Linked DNA regions of Homo sapiens: all the other regions are linked to region 2. A link is a contact called in ENCODE Hi-C or POLR2A ChIA-PET data. All regions are on one chromosome and are shown on one strand. Each heading gives the region's core, a stretch centred on a gene start or an enhancer-like site at or near the end of the contact. The rest is flanking DNA. Distances are from core to core; before and after follow the strand shown. Region 1 has its middle 94 kb from the start of MSH6. Region 2 overlaps KCNK12 (potassium two pore domain channel subfamily K member 12). Region 3 has its middle 63 kb from the start of MSH6.

What was found. Hi-C counts contacts between places; a loop is a spot of excess contacts on that map. ChIA-PET counts read pairs that join two places held with the same protein, here RNA polymerase II (POLR2A). Pooled maps may share reads with other maps.
Region 1: a loop to region 2 is called in a map with no recorded cell type, with 6 times the contacts of the local background. The contact joins two enhancer-like sites. A Hi-C loop is called at or near these places in 2 of 168 maps with a recorded cell type or tissue (B cell and OCI-LY7), 3 of 37 single-sample maps with no recorded cell type and 4 of 50 pooled maps. POLR2A ChIA-PET finds 5 or more read pairs at or near these places in 5 of 52 experiments (A673, OCI-LY7, WTC11 and 2 more).
Region 3: a loop to region 2 is called in a pooled map, with 9 times the contacts of the local background. The contact joins two enhancer-like sites. A Hi-C loop is called at or near these places in 2 of 168 maps with a recorded cell type or tissue (B cell and OCI-LY7), 11 of 37 single-sample maps with no recorded cell type and 8 of 50 pooled maps. POLR2A ChIA-PET finds 5 or more read pairs at or near these places in 4 of 52 experiments (GM12878, OCI-LY7, activated CD4-positive, alpha-beta T cell and 1 more).

Annotation. Positions count from the first base shown.
Region 1 is chr2:47,687,529-47,691,713 of GRCh38, reverse strand. It overlaps a transcript of MSH2 not described here and the pseudogene RPL18AP6. Among named protein-coding and RNA genes, the nearest start is that of MSH6, 94 kb to the left of the region's middle. RefSeq lists an enhancer at 86-752. Within about 2 kb of position 2,498, at least 2 of the 41 ENCODE cell types and tissues checked have a DNase peak (open chromatin) inside an H3K27ac peak, as active enhancers do; they include OCI-LY7, where a contact is called at or near this core.
Region 2 is chr2:47,519,127-47,523,230 of GRCh38, reverse strand. KCNK12 (potassium two pore domain channel subfamily K member 12) reads left to right here. Exons shown (of 2, transcript NM_022055.2): 2 at 1,423-4,104. The coding sequence ends at 2,324. It also overlaps a transcript of MSH2 not described here. Among named protein-coding and RNA genes, the nearest start is that of MSH2-OT1, 6.4 kb to the left of the region's middle. RefSeq lists a silencer at 2,023-2,292. Within about 2 kb of position 1,935, at least 8 of the 41 ENCODE cell types and tissues checked have a DNase peak (open chromatin) inside an H3K27ac peak, as active enhancers do; they include GM12878 and OCI-LY7, where a contact is called at or near this core.
Region 3 is chr2:47,717,966-47,722,156 of GRCh38, reverse strand. No RefSeq gene overlaps it. Among named protein-coding and RNA genes, the nearest start is that of MSH6, 63 kb to the left of the region's middle. RefSeq lists enhancers at 1-677, 3,227-3,276. Within about 2 kb of position 1,547, at least 2 of the 41 ENCODE cell types and tissues checked have a DNase peak (open chromatin) inside an H3K27ac peak, as active enhancers do; they include GM12878 and OCI-LY7, where a contact is called at or near this core.

The DNA of each region.
Region 1 (4,185 bases), core at 1,249-3,748, 170 kb before region 2:
ATAATGATTATTATGTTAAATTTTTGTACGTCACAGAAATAACCAAATTTTTTTTTTTTTTTTGTCAATCACATCTTTTCTTTCTTTCTTTCTTTTTTTTTTTTTTTTTTGAGACAGTTTCACTTTTGTTGCCCAGGCTGGAGTGCAGTGGTGCGATCTCAGCTCACCGCAACCTCCGTCTCCCAGGTTCAAGCAATTCTCCTGCCTCAGTCTCCTGAGTAGCTGGGATTACAGGCACAAGCCACCACGCCTGTCTAATTTTATATTTTTAGCAGAGACGGGGTTTTATCATGTTGGCCAGGCTGGTCTCAAACTCTTGACCTCAGGTGATACACCCGCCTCAGCCTCCTGAAGTGCTGGGATTATAAGCGTGAGCCACCGCGCCCAGCCGTTCCTGTTGTTTTTATGTTACAAAATTTATCAGCAAGTCTCCTTTTGCGGGTGGCGGCGAACGCGGAGAGCACGCCATGAAGGCCTCGGGCACACTACGAGAGTACAAAGTAGTGGGTCGCTGCCTGCCCACCCCCAAATGCCACACACCACCCCTCTACCGCATGCGAATCTTTGCGCCTAATCATGTCGTCGCCAAGTCCCGCTTCTGGTACTTCGTATCTCAGTTAAAGAAGATGAAGAAGTCTTCAGGGGAGATTGTCTACTGTGGGCAGGTGTTTGAGAAGTTCCCCTTGCGGGTGAAGAACTTCGGGATCTGGCTGCGCTATGACTCCCGGAGCGGCACCCACAACATGTACCGGGAATACCGGGACCTGACCACCGCAGGCGCTGTCACCCGGTGCTACCGAGACATGAGCGCCCGGCACGGCGGCCGGGCCCACTCCATTCAGATCATGAAGGTGGAGGAGATCGCGGCCAGCAAGTGCCGCCGGCCGGCTGTCAAGCAGTTCCACGACTCCAAGATCAAGTTCCCGCTGCCCCACCGGGTCCTGCGCCGTCAGCACAAGCCACGCTTCACCACCAAGAGGCCCAACACCTTCTTCTAGGTGCAGGGCCCTCGCCCGGGTGTGCCCCAAATAAACTCAGGAACGCCCCAGAAAAAAAAATTTATCAGCAAGAAAATAATTTAAGATGATGGCTAGCTGTTTATGTCTCATGGAATTTTTATGATTAATCCAAGCAAGATTGTTTAAAAACAGCTGAGTTAATTTATAAGCTTCTATCTCACATCTGTTTATCTTTTCACCAATCATTATGTTTTGTAATATGTTTATTTAAAAATAATTCTCCAGGCTGAGCATGGTGGCTCATACCTCATGCTTGTAACTCCAGCACTTTAGGAGGCCAAGGTGGGAGGATTGCTTGAGCCCAGGAGTTTGAGACTGCCTGGGCAACACAGTTGGAACCTGTGTCTACAAACAAATTAGTTAGCTGGGCGTGGTGTCATGCACCTGTGGTCCCAGCTACTCAGGAGGCTGTGATAGGAGGATCACTTGAGCATGGAAGGTCAAGACTGCAGTGAGCTGTAATCGTGCCACTGCACTCCACCCTTGGTGACAGAGCAAGACCCTGTCTCAAAAAATGATGAGAATTATAATAATTCTACAACTCTCTTTGGTATCTTTCACCCTTAGAGTTTTGCTAAGTTAAATGATGGATATTCATTGCATTCATAGATTATTTCCAAACAAGGAGATATACTGAAGCATTAATTGCCTCACATAAGTATATACTTATCTATTGTTCACTTACTATAGAGGAATGAATGATATTTGGTTAGCAAACATGTCCTGTGCCACATTGAAAAATAGCATTATTTAAAAAAATAAGCAAAAACACCTCTATGTGCATATTTGGTAAGAAAAGTAGGATGTATTTTTGAAAAGAAAAAATATGAGGCATGAAGATGCGTTTTGGCTGAGGAAAAGGAGAGTAATTCAGTTTGGAAGTCCCTCCCCTATAGCATGGGAAATGCTCCCAAAGAGGCATTTCCTCTGCAGAGGTGGGCACTCAAAAACAAAGGAAGTCGCTCAGCCTAGACAGTCTCTGAGATGTAAATGACTCACTTCTGATGAGGAGGCGTCCAAATAACTGATCCTTCCAGACCACTGCTCTTCCCTTAACTCTTCATCATTTATTCTTTATTTATTTTTTTTATTTTTATTTTTTGAGACAGAGTCTCGCTCTGTTGCCCAGGCTGGAGTGCAGTGGTGCGATCTCAGCTCACTGCAACCTCGGCCTCCTGGGTTCAAGCGATTCTCCTGCCTCAGCTTCCTGAGTAGCTGGGATTACAGGCGCCCACCACCATGGCTGACTAATTTTTGTATTTTTAGTAGAGACAGGGTTTTATCATGTTGGCCAGGCTGGTCTCAAACTCCTGACCTCAAGTGATTTCCCCTACTCCTGCCCCCGCTTCCTCTGCACACATTGGCCTCCCAAAGTGCTGAGATTATAGTGAGCCACCACACCTGGCCATTCATTCTTCATTCAACAGGTAATCAGTAGCAGGAAATGGCCTAAACAGGGGTGTCCGAGAGAGAACACAGCCATGGGTTCTTAGTTTCTGTTTCTGGCTGGGCTAACAAAGCCCCTTCTTTATCTCTCTTTTCTGCTTTTCACTAGAGACAGAAACTAAAAACCATGGCTTCAGGTTGCTAAAAGCCTAAAACAAAACAAAACAGAACATGAACAACAAAATAAGGTGGGTTGGATGAGCTTGGCCTGCAGGGTGGAATTGGTGGATGTACTGAGGAATGGAACCGGAAGTCTGTGCTGGTTATTGGTATTTTGCCTGTCAGCTCCAAAGCCATTCTTTTTTGCCTGCTCTGTGAAAACGTATCTGGGCCTTTTAAGTATTTCTTTATTTTGTTCCTTTGCCATCTGGCACTTAATTGTCAGTAGAGGCCAGGGAAGAATGAGTGCAGGAGGAAAAGGGTTTTGCTTCCTGGTTCCATTGCCAGCTCTGCAGGCCCCTGCGGTGTGCGAGGCCTGCCCCAGCACCAGGCTTCTGCGGTGGATGTGGTTTCCCAGTGCCTCACGCCAGCAGCAAGGGTGGCTTCTCCAGCACAGCTCCTTCAGTGCTTGAAGCTTCTCCAGACTCCAGCAGCACAGCTGGATTCCTCAGTATCTGTCTCTTGCAATGTGTAATCAGCAGCACCTAGTACAGTAGCTTTCCCCTGTATCCAATTCTGATGGTTTTGTAGCGAACTGTCTGCACTGAGTTACTTCCCTGTGAACAGCCTTCTCCCCAGCACCCCAGAAGACAGATTTCTAGCATGTTCCACTGGCATGGCACCTCAGTGAGGTCTCTGATATTTAGTGAGTCACAGCCATGCTTCTCCAGCAAGGCCTATATCTCAGCCCAAGGGTAAGTACTACATCTCAGCCCTGGGGTGGTGGCTTTTTATATTATATTTGTCATGCACATCCATGTAAAGAGACCACCAAACAGGCTTTGTGTGAGCAATAAAGCTTTTTAATCACCTGGGTGCAGGTGGGCTGAGTCCAAAAAGAGAGTCAGCAAAGGGACTTAGGGATGGGGCAGTTTTATAGGATTTGGGTAGGTAGTGGAAAATTATAGTCAAAGGGGGTCTCAAGGTGCTCAGTGGGGGAGCTTCTGAGCCAAGAGAAGGAATTTCATAAGGTAATGTCATCAGTTAAGGCAGGAACCGGCCATTTTCACTTCTTTTGTGATTCTCCAGTTGCCTCAGGCCATCTGGATGTATAAGCACAGGCTTGGGCTCAGAGGCCTAAGAATATTAATCTGCCATTATCACATCAATTATATCTGCTATTCCTATATTCTTTTTTATTCTTTTTATTTCTTACTACCCCACCTCTGGTTACTCTGTCTAATTCCATGTTATGGTTAGTAATTCTTTGTTTTTTGTTTTTTGTGTTTTTTTTTTGAGACGAAGTCTCACTCTTGTCCCCCAGGCTGGAGTGCAATGGTGCAATCTCAGCTCACTGCAACCTTCCCTTCTCGGGTTCAAGCGATTCTCCTGCCTCAGCCCCCCTGAGCAGCTGAGACTACAGGCGCCTACCACCATGCCCAGCTAATTTTTGTATTTTTAGTAGAGACGGGGTTTCACCATGTTGGCCAGGCTGGTCTCGAACTCCTGACCTCAGGTGATCCACCTGCCTCGGCCTCCCAAAGTACCAGGATTACAGGCATAAGCCATCGTGCCCAGCCTATGGTTAATAATTCTTTATATTAAACTTTTTCTATTTGAA
Region 2 (4,104 bases), core at 686-3,185:
AGCTACCTGGTTACACTCTACCTGGTCCCAGAGTGAACAATCCCAATTAAGGCAAAGCCCTATGGAATGCTTCCCTAACAAGGCTGTCTGCCCAGGTGTACTACAGGTTACATTTAAAAACCAGGCTTTTGGAGAAAAACTCGTAGTCAACAGTTGTTCGGCTCGGATTCACTCACAATTCCAAATAACTTGAGGAAAGAAGAGGAGCTGCAGTTGACTTTTGAGCACTGACACTTAATTTTGGGGTCCTTTAGTTAGTAGGCAGAGTTGGTAAACTGATTTTTTTTTTAATAACAGGGAGGGACCGAAAATCTATGGCACACTTGGGAAAAAAAATTGGGCACATATGACAACTCTTTAAAAACTGCCCTTTGAACAGAAAAGTCTGCTATTCTAGTATGTAAGACTTTGGAGTCATCTGGGAATTGATTTGAAATGCACATTTTCTTGTCACCCCATATTCACACTGTAAGAACTAGGGAAGTGACGGACTACCCACTTGGCCTTAGGCCCAATTCCAGAGGCATGAAATGTTGGCAGACTAAGAAAATATGGTCCTTTCTCTGCCATTAGAAAAAATAACAAAGAATTCACTGGACATGGTGGCATACACCTGCAGTCCTATCACTTGGGAGGCTGAGGTGGAAGGATCACTTGAGCCCAGGAGTTTAAAGCTGCAGTGAGCTATGATTGTACCACTGCATCCAGCCTGGGTGACAAAGAACCTATCCCCCCAAAAAAGAAAATATGATCGTTTGACCAAAGGCCTTTTCGAAGTGCCTGTAAAGTGAAAATTAGTCACAGCACTAAGATTACTTGGCTTTTTTCACCATTCTCAAGTAGGCAGTGGAGTTTCCAAGTAACAAGACTGGTATAAAAAGTGCACAAGCACATAAGAAGCTAGATATCTTTGAAGAGATCTATGTTGGTTTTGATTTCTAATGTAAATATTTGTAATTCACCCAACAAAACTCACCTAGACTAGTATATTAATGTATTTATGAACTAAAATAAAGATGACAGTTTTTAAAAAAAAATTTGGAGGAGTGGGAGAGCAGGTGTCCCTTGTTGGCTTTGTGGGTAGCTCAGTGGTTTGCACCTGTGCAGCAGTGGTTTCTATTTTTTGTGTCATGATGGGTCCTTCCTAGTGACTACCTGTCCCAACCACTTGGGTTTATAGGTCCCCAAGATGAAGGGCCATGTCTCCTCCATCAGTTTAGGGGCTGCCAAGATCAGGAAACCTATTAAGTGCCACCAAGGGAGATAAATGACTAAGTGCTGTTCTTCCTCCACCTGAGTGGTGCCACTCGAGATAGGAGCCGCGCAAGCACCTGCATGCCCCCGCCCCCACACCCCCCACCCTCGCCCAGTGAGGACCACCTGCGCGGCCAGGACCGCGCTGACCCTGCCCTGTCTCCACAGGTTTCGGCATGACCACCCCCGCGACGGTGGGCGGGAAGGCCTTCCTCATCGCCTACGGGCTGTTCGGCTGCGCTGGGACCATCCTGTTCTTCAACCTCTTCCTGGAGCGCATCATCTCGCTGCTGGCCTTCATCATGCGCGCCTGCCGGGAGCGCCAGCTGCGCCGCAGCGGCCTGCTGCCCGCCACCTTCCGCCGCGGCTCCGCGCTCTCGGAGGCCGACAGCCTGGCGGGCTGGAAGCCCTCGGTGTACCACGTGCTGCTCATCCTGGGCCTGTTCGCCGTGCTGCTGTCCTGCTGCGCCTCGGCCATGTACACCAGCGTGGAGGGCTGGGACTACGTGGACTCGCTCTACTTCTGCTTCGTCACCTTCAGCACCATCGGCTTCGGGGACCTGGTGAGCAGCCAGCACGCCGCCTACCGGAACCAGGGGCTCTACCGCCTGGGCAACTTCCTCTTCATCCTGCTCGGCGTGTGCTGCATTTACTCGCTCTTCAACGTCATCTCCATCCTCATCAAGCAGGTGCTCAACTGGATGCTGCGCAAGCTGAGCTGCCGCTGCTGCGCGCGCTGCTGCCCGGCTCCTGGCGCGCCCCTGGCCCGGCGCAATGCCATCACCCCAGGCTCCCGGCTGCGCCGCCGCCTGGCCGCGCTCGGTGCCGACCCCGCGGCCCGCGACAGCGACGCCGAGGGCCGCCGCCTCTCGGGCGAGCTCATCTCCATGCGCGACCTCACGGCCTCCAACAAGGTGTCGCTGGCGCTGCTGCAGAAGCAGCTGTCGGAGACGGCCAACGGCTACCCGCGCAGCGTGTGCGTCAACACGCGCCAGAACGGCTTCTCGGGCGGCGTGGGCGCGCTGGGCATCATGAACAACCGGCTGGCCGAGACCAGCGCCTCCAGGTAGACCGCCCGTCCGCCCGCGCCGGGGACCCTCTCCAGGCCGCGGGGCCGCCGGGCGTGGTTTGCTTCTCTCAGTCACTGCTGGCGCTTTCTTAATCTTTATCCAATAAAATGAAACAAAAAAAATTTTTTTAAAGAAATACTATTTGGCCAGGCCTGATGTTATCAAGGGCAGGTTTTGGGGACGCCTGTGTTCCTTGTGAGTCCCCTCTTGGAGAACCGTGGCCCCCAGCAGATTCTCCTTCAGGGAGAGAAAACGTGGCCCCCCAGGCCCACACCCAGGGCATACCGCAGCGAGGAGGGTTTTGCAGACTGGCACTAAACCCCGTCCCCATGCACAGAAGCAGCCGGCAACCCCAAAGCATATGGTGCAACTTTTCGTGGCTCTGAATTACCTCCTCAGCATTTAGAATCCTGGCCCAGCCTAGCAGCTTCCTTCTGGTCGTCAGAAGTGATATAGTCACAGTTTTGACAGGTGGGGGTTGGGACAGCCATATGTTGCCTCCCGATGTATATATATAGAACAGCCACTACACACAGAGAATGGTGTAGTATTATGCAATGAGATGAAACATAGCACCAACTTGCGGACTGTGGCATTTCCCCCAGATTTGGAAATTGCAGTGGTGAGGGGCTTAGCTGGCCTTTCTCAGCTCAGAGTTAGTCCATTTAGCACAGAGCACAGGGCAGCTACTTCTAATGGTGGGCGGTCCAGGGCACCTGTGAGGAGGGGAGCGGTGAGGCTGCAGGAGCCCTGCTGGGCTTTTAGCTGGCTGATCTCCAGGCTCGGATCGGCAGATCTTGAATCCCCCAACCGTCCTTTCTTTCACAAGCTCATCCACAGCAGTGCTTTTCAATATTAACCAGGAATATCTGAGTCTTCTCAGACAAGATATTTATTTGTTGGTGTGGATTTTTTTTTTCTTAACTACTGTTGATCAGTTCAACTTTTCCCCCTTTAAGAGATCATGGGGTTGCCGGGCGCAGCCCTCCAGCTTCTCCTCCTCCTCCTCTGAAGGAGGCACCTCTGCCAGCTGCGTCCTTGGGAACCAGGGCCTGCAGCACCAGGAACCCAAAAGAAGCCATCTTGCAAATGTCAGGGTATTTGGCTCCAGAGGCCATGATGTGTTTGGGGTCAGGAAAGATAGAATCCCTTTCTAAATATTGTTTATCAAGAGGATTTGTCTTCTCCATGCACAGCCTATTGGAGGCAGAGGAAGGCAGGAGGGAGGTAGCTGGTGAAACTGGTGGATGGAAGTAATGTTAGGATTACAGTTTTGCTCTCGGGCTGAGGGACAGATTCTCCCAGACTTGCCTTCTGCAGCATAGGGGGTCCCTGACCTGGAGGAAGGCCAGATACCCAGGCTTCATTGAAAGGATAGTGGTCTGGGGGTGTAAACGAACACTCTCTCTGCCCATTTTTCTCATATATGATGAGGGCAAGGACAGGTGCCAGAGTTTATACAGGCACGGCGTGACCCACCAGTATGCACAGCTTCTGATAGGAAGTCTTAGAAAAGCACCGCCTCACCGCCTCCAGCTGGAGCCATGCTGTGAAATCTCTCTCCCTGGCAAATGTGCGTGGAACACACACACACACAAACATGCACGCATGCGCTCACGCACCCAGCATTAGAGTCAAACTTGAATGTCAAACTCTTCTTTCCCCTTCTAGTTCATGGCAGGAAGGGAAAGCTTACCTGAGATCTCAGTGACTCTCCAGCTATTTTGGGTAATTTCTGATTTGAGTTGGGATTGGTTTTTAAACACAGGCCCTAATCTGG
Region 3 (4,191 bases), core at 298-2,797, 200 kb before region 2:
TTTTTTTTCTCTCCTTCCAACGCTAGGTTGTCATCCGTCACAATGAAGTTGAAGGAAGGCTTCTGCCTGAAATCATCTCTTTCTCCCCTTGTAATTTGCTGTTTTCCCCATTGGCTTGAAAATTTGTTAACCAGTGAATGGATTAAGGGCGGTGCAAGATGTGCTTTGTTAAACAGATGCTTGAAGGCAGCATGCTCGTTAAGAGTCATCACCACTCCCTAATCTCAAATACCCAGGGACACAAACACTGCGGAAGGCCGCAGGGTCCTCTGCCTAGGAAAACCAGAGACCTTTGTTCACTTGTTTATCTGCTGACCTTCCCTCCACTATTGTCCTGTGACCCTGCCAAATCCCCCTCTGCGAGAAACGCCCAAGAATGATCAATTAAAAAAAAAAAAAGAAAGAAAAAGAAAATTTGTTAACCAGGCTTAGTTAAAAACTCCGTATGGAAGGTTTATGGGATAAAAATCTTTTTCTCTACTGAGGACTTAGGTCCAATGATCAGGGGCCCGCAAATTAACTGACAATAGACAGATAAACAGGCAAAAATAAAACAAGTTTGGCCGGGCGAGGTGGCTCACGCCTTTAATCCTGGCATTTTGGGAGGCTAAGGTGGGAGGATCGCTTCAGCCCAGGGGTTCAAGACCAGCCTGGGCAACAAAGTGAGATCCCATAATTAGCCAGGCATGGTGGCATGCGTCTGTAGTGTCAGCTATGCAGGATGCTGCGGTAGAAGGATTGCTTAAGCCCAGGAGGTTGAGGCTGCAGCGAGCCATGATTGTGCCACTGCACTCCAGCCTGGGCAGCAGAGCAAAAGCCTCTCTCAAAAACAAAACAGAAAAAGAAAACAAGTTGGCTGGGTACGGTGGCTCACACCTGTAATCACAGCACTTTGGGAGGCCGAGGTAGGTGAATCACGAGGTCAGGAGTTCAAGACTAGGCTGGCCAACATGATGAAACCCCGCCTCTACTAAAAATACAAAAAAATTAGCCAGGCGTGGTGGCGGGCGCCTATAATCCCAGCTACTAGGGAGGCTGAGGCAGAGAATTGCTTGAACCCGGTAGGTTCAAAGGTTGCAGTGAGCTGAGATCGCGCCACTACACTCCAGCCTGGGCGACAGAGCGAGACTCAGTCTCAAAAAAAAAAAAAAAAAAGAAAAAGAAAACAAGTTTTATTTATATGCATGCAGGAACGTTCAGATAAAGAAGCTCATTGATCTCAACCTAATAAGGAAAAGAGAGCGAGAGAAAGGCTTCTATGGGAAAGACACATGGACATTTGAGGAAAGACAAATGGACTTTTAGAGAAACAAATGGAAGAGATGGGAGTTTGTTGCTGATGTTTATGTTTGTCTACATGAGTGGTTGGTGTTCTTCCTGGGAGTGAGCTCCTCTGGAGAGGAGATTTATGGCAACTTTACTCCCAGAAGGCTCTTCCTTTTAGTGAAATAAAGGAAGTTCCAAAAAGGCTTCTTTCTGCATCTGCTGTATCTCTAGTGTCTTCGGTTTAAAATAATCTTCACACTTATTCTGGAGGGCCAAGTGGATCCCCAGAAGGGGAACATGGGCTCTGACTGAGGAGCAAGGAAATGTATGAGTTTCAGTATCATCTATGGTAACACTTCAGAGTCAGTAGAAAAAAAAGTTCTGGGCAGAGTGCAGTGGCTCATACCTGTAATCCCAGTAATCTGGGAGGCTGAGGCAGGAGGATCACTTGAAGCCAGGAGTTCAAGACCAGCCTGGACAACATGGTGAGAACTCATCTCAAAAAAGAGAAAAGAAAAAAAATTAGCTGGGTCTGGTGGCACATGCTTGTGGTGCCAGCTACTGGGAGGGTGGGGTGGGAGGATTGCTTAACCCTGGGAGGTCAAGGCTGCAGTGAGTCGTGCTTGCACCACTGCACTCCAGCCTGAGCAATAGAGTGAAACCCTGTCTCAAGAAAACCAAAAGTTTTGATTCTCAGCTATGTTCTGGTGAGGTTGCTGAGTAGCTCAGTGATGGATTGGTGAGGTGTTTGTACATAGATGCTTTATGCATCCCCCTTTCCAGAGGCCTGGCCTCTTAAGTCCAGTCGTTTAGAGCCAGCGACATATCTTCTATCAGCTCTGGGAGGTGCTGGATAGAGGTCAGCAGCATAGTGACTACTGAGGGATGCCGGGGGGTTCAAGTCCTGAAATTCCACCATTAGAGCTTCATTTTGTAGGTCGTACTTTTCCCTGTCCCTCCAGAAACTAACAAGTGAAGTCTCTCTTCCTCTCTCTCTCACTTTCTCCTCAAATTTTAAGGGTAAAATCACATAAAATTGTAAAGGTCCCTCCTCCCTATCCTGCCTCAGGAGTGACACCAGTTCCTAAGTGTATATGTGTTTTTTATTTTTATAGAAAAGATAAAACACCATTGCCCCTGTTCTGTGCCCTATTTTCATTTTCACTGTAAGCAATACATTTCTTTTTTCTTTCCTTTTTTTTTTTTTTTTTTTTTGATACAGGTTATCACTCTGAAGCCCAAGCTAGAATGCAGTGGGTATCATAGCTCACTATAACCTCAACCTCCTGGGCTCAAGCGATCCTCTCACCTCAGCCTATCAAGCTGTTGGGACTACAGGAGTCTCTAATATATATGAATGAGACATAGTCTCCCTATGGTGCCCAGGCTAAGTAATACATTTTTAAAATAAGTTCATATCAGTACCCAAATCATTTTCCTGTTGTTGTGATGAATGCAATGGCATGCCATTGCACAGAAGTGCCATTATTTATTAAACCAGCCTCTCAGTGATGTCAGCCCTCCTAGGACTGCTATTACAAATGGTATTCAAATGAATACTCTTGTATCGAAGTCGTTGCACACATATGCAAACACACTCATAAGAATAAATTCTTAAAAGTGAAACTGTGGACTAAAGGGTGTGAGATATATATTTAGGTTATCGACTTAAAGATGCAGTGTGACGTTTGCTGCTGAAGTGGGAGGATACAGAGCTGTATGAATACAGCTGCAGGAGAATTTATCTTCTACTAGGCAGAAACAACCTACACAAACTTCCCTTTACAAGACAGTTCAGATTCCTATACAATAGGCTTTCAACAAATATGTGGAATTTACTGAAACGCAGGTTGTCAAAGAAATCTTAAATGCTTTGTCTGTGAGCTAAAGAGGAGCAGACAGAAGCTAAAGAGAATTTCAGTTCCAAATCCAGCCTAACCACCATCTCCTACCCCCAGACTCTTACTTGTTCCACCTGCCCCTCAAGCTTTCCCTTTTCTTTACCTATGCTCCTCCTGGCTTCACTTCCTTCCCCACCCAGCTGAGCCCTCCGAAGGCTGTGTCTTCCAAGTTACCTGTCAATGCCTCCAACTCTAACCATTTTTTTCTTTCATGCCACCTGCTTTAAACTCCCCAAACTTTTTTTTTTTTTTTTTTTTTTTTTTGAGATGGAGTCTTGCTCTGTTGCCCAGGCTGGAGTGCAGTGGCATGATCTCAGCTCACTGAAACCTCCACCTCCTGGGTTCAAGCAATTCTCCTGCCTCAGCCTCCTGAGTAGCTGGGACTACAGGCGCCTGCCACCATGTCCAGCTAATTTTTGTATTCTTAGTAGAGACGGGGTTTTACCATGTTGGCCCAGGCTTGTCTCAAACTCCTGACCTCAGCTGATCCGCCTTGGCCTCCCAAAGTGCTGGGGTTACAGGCATGAGCCACCATGCCCGACCTCAACTCCCCAAACTCTGGACTCTCTGCCTCCTCCTCCAGGTTACTGAGCAATGCTGGAGAAATTCCATTCTTGGGGAGATTGAAGATCCAAGGTCGCCAGGCTCAGCGGGGCTATGGCATGGCCTGACGGTCATATATACATTAAATTAAATAGAGATGAGGTCTCACTATGTTGCTCAGGCTGGTGTTGAACTCCTGGCCTCAAGCAATCTTCTCATCTCAGCTGCCCAGAGTGCTGGGATTACAGGCATGAACCATCATGCCCAGCCCCTTCTACCTGTTTCTAGTCAGCTCCCTCTCCCATTGCCTGCCTTCCCTTGTGCCTCAGAGTTCACTGCATCAGCCATGGCAAACTCCTCCGTCTGGGCTCTGAGTTTCCTTCCTTCTCGCTTTCTCAGGGACCTTGTCTGCTATCCCTTTTCTCCTATATCTTCAACTATTTCCTCTTTGTTCATTCTTTCTTCTCAGCTTACAAACCTG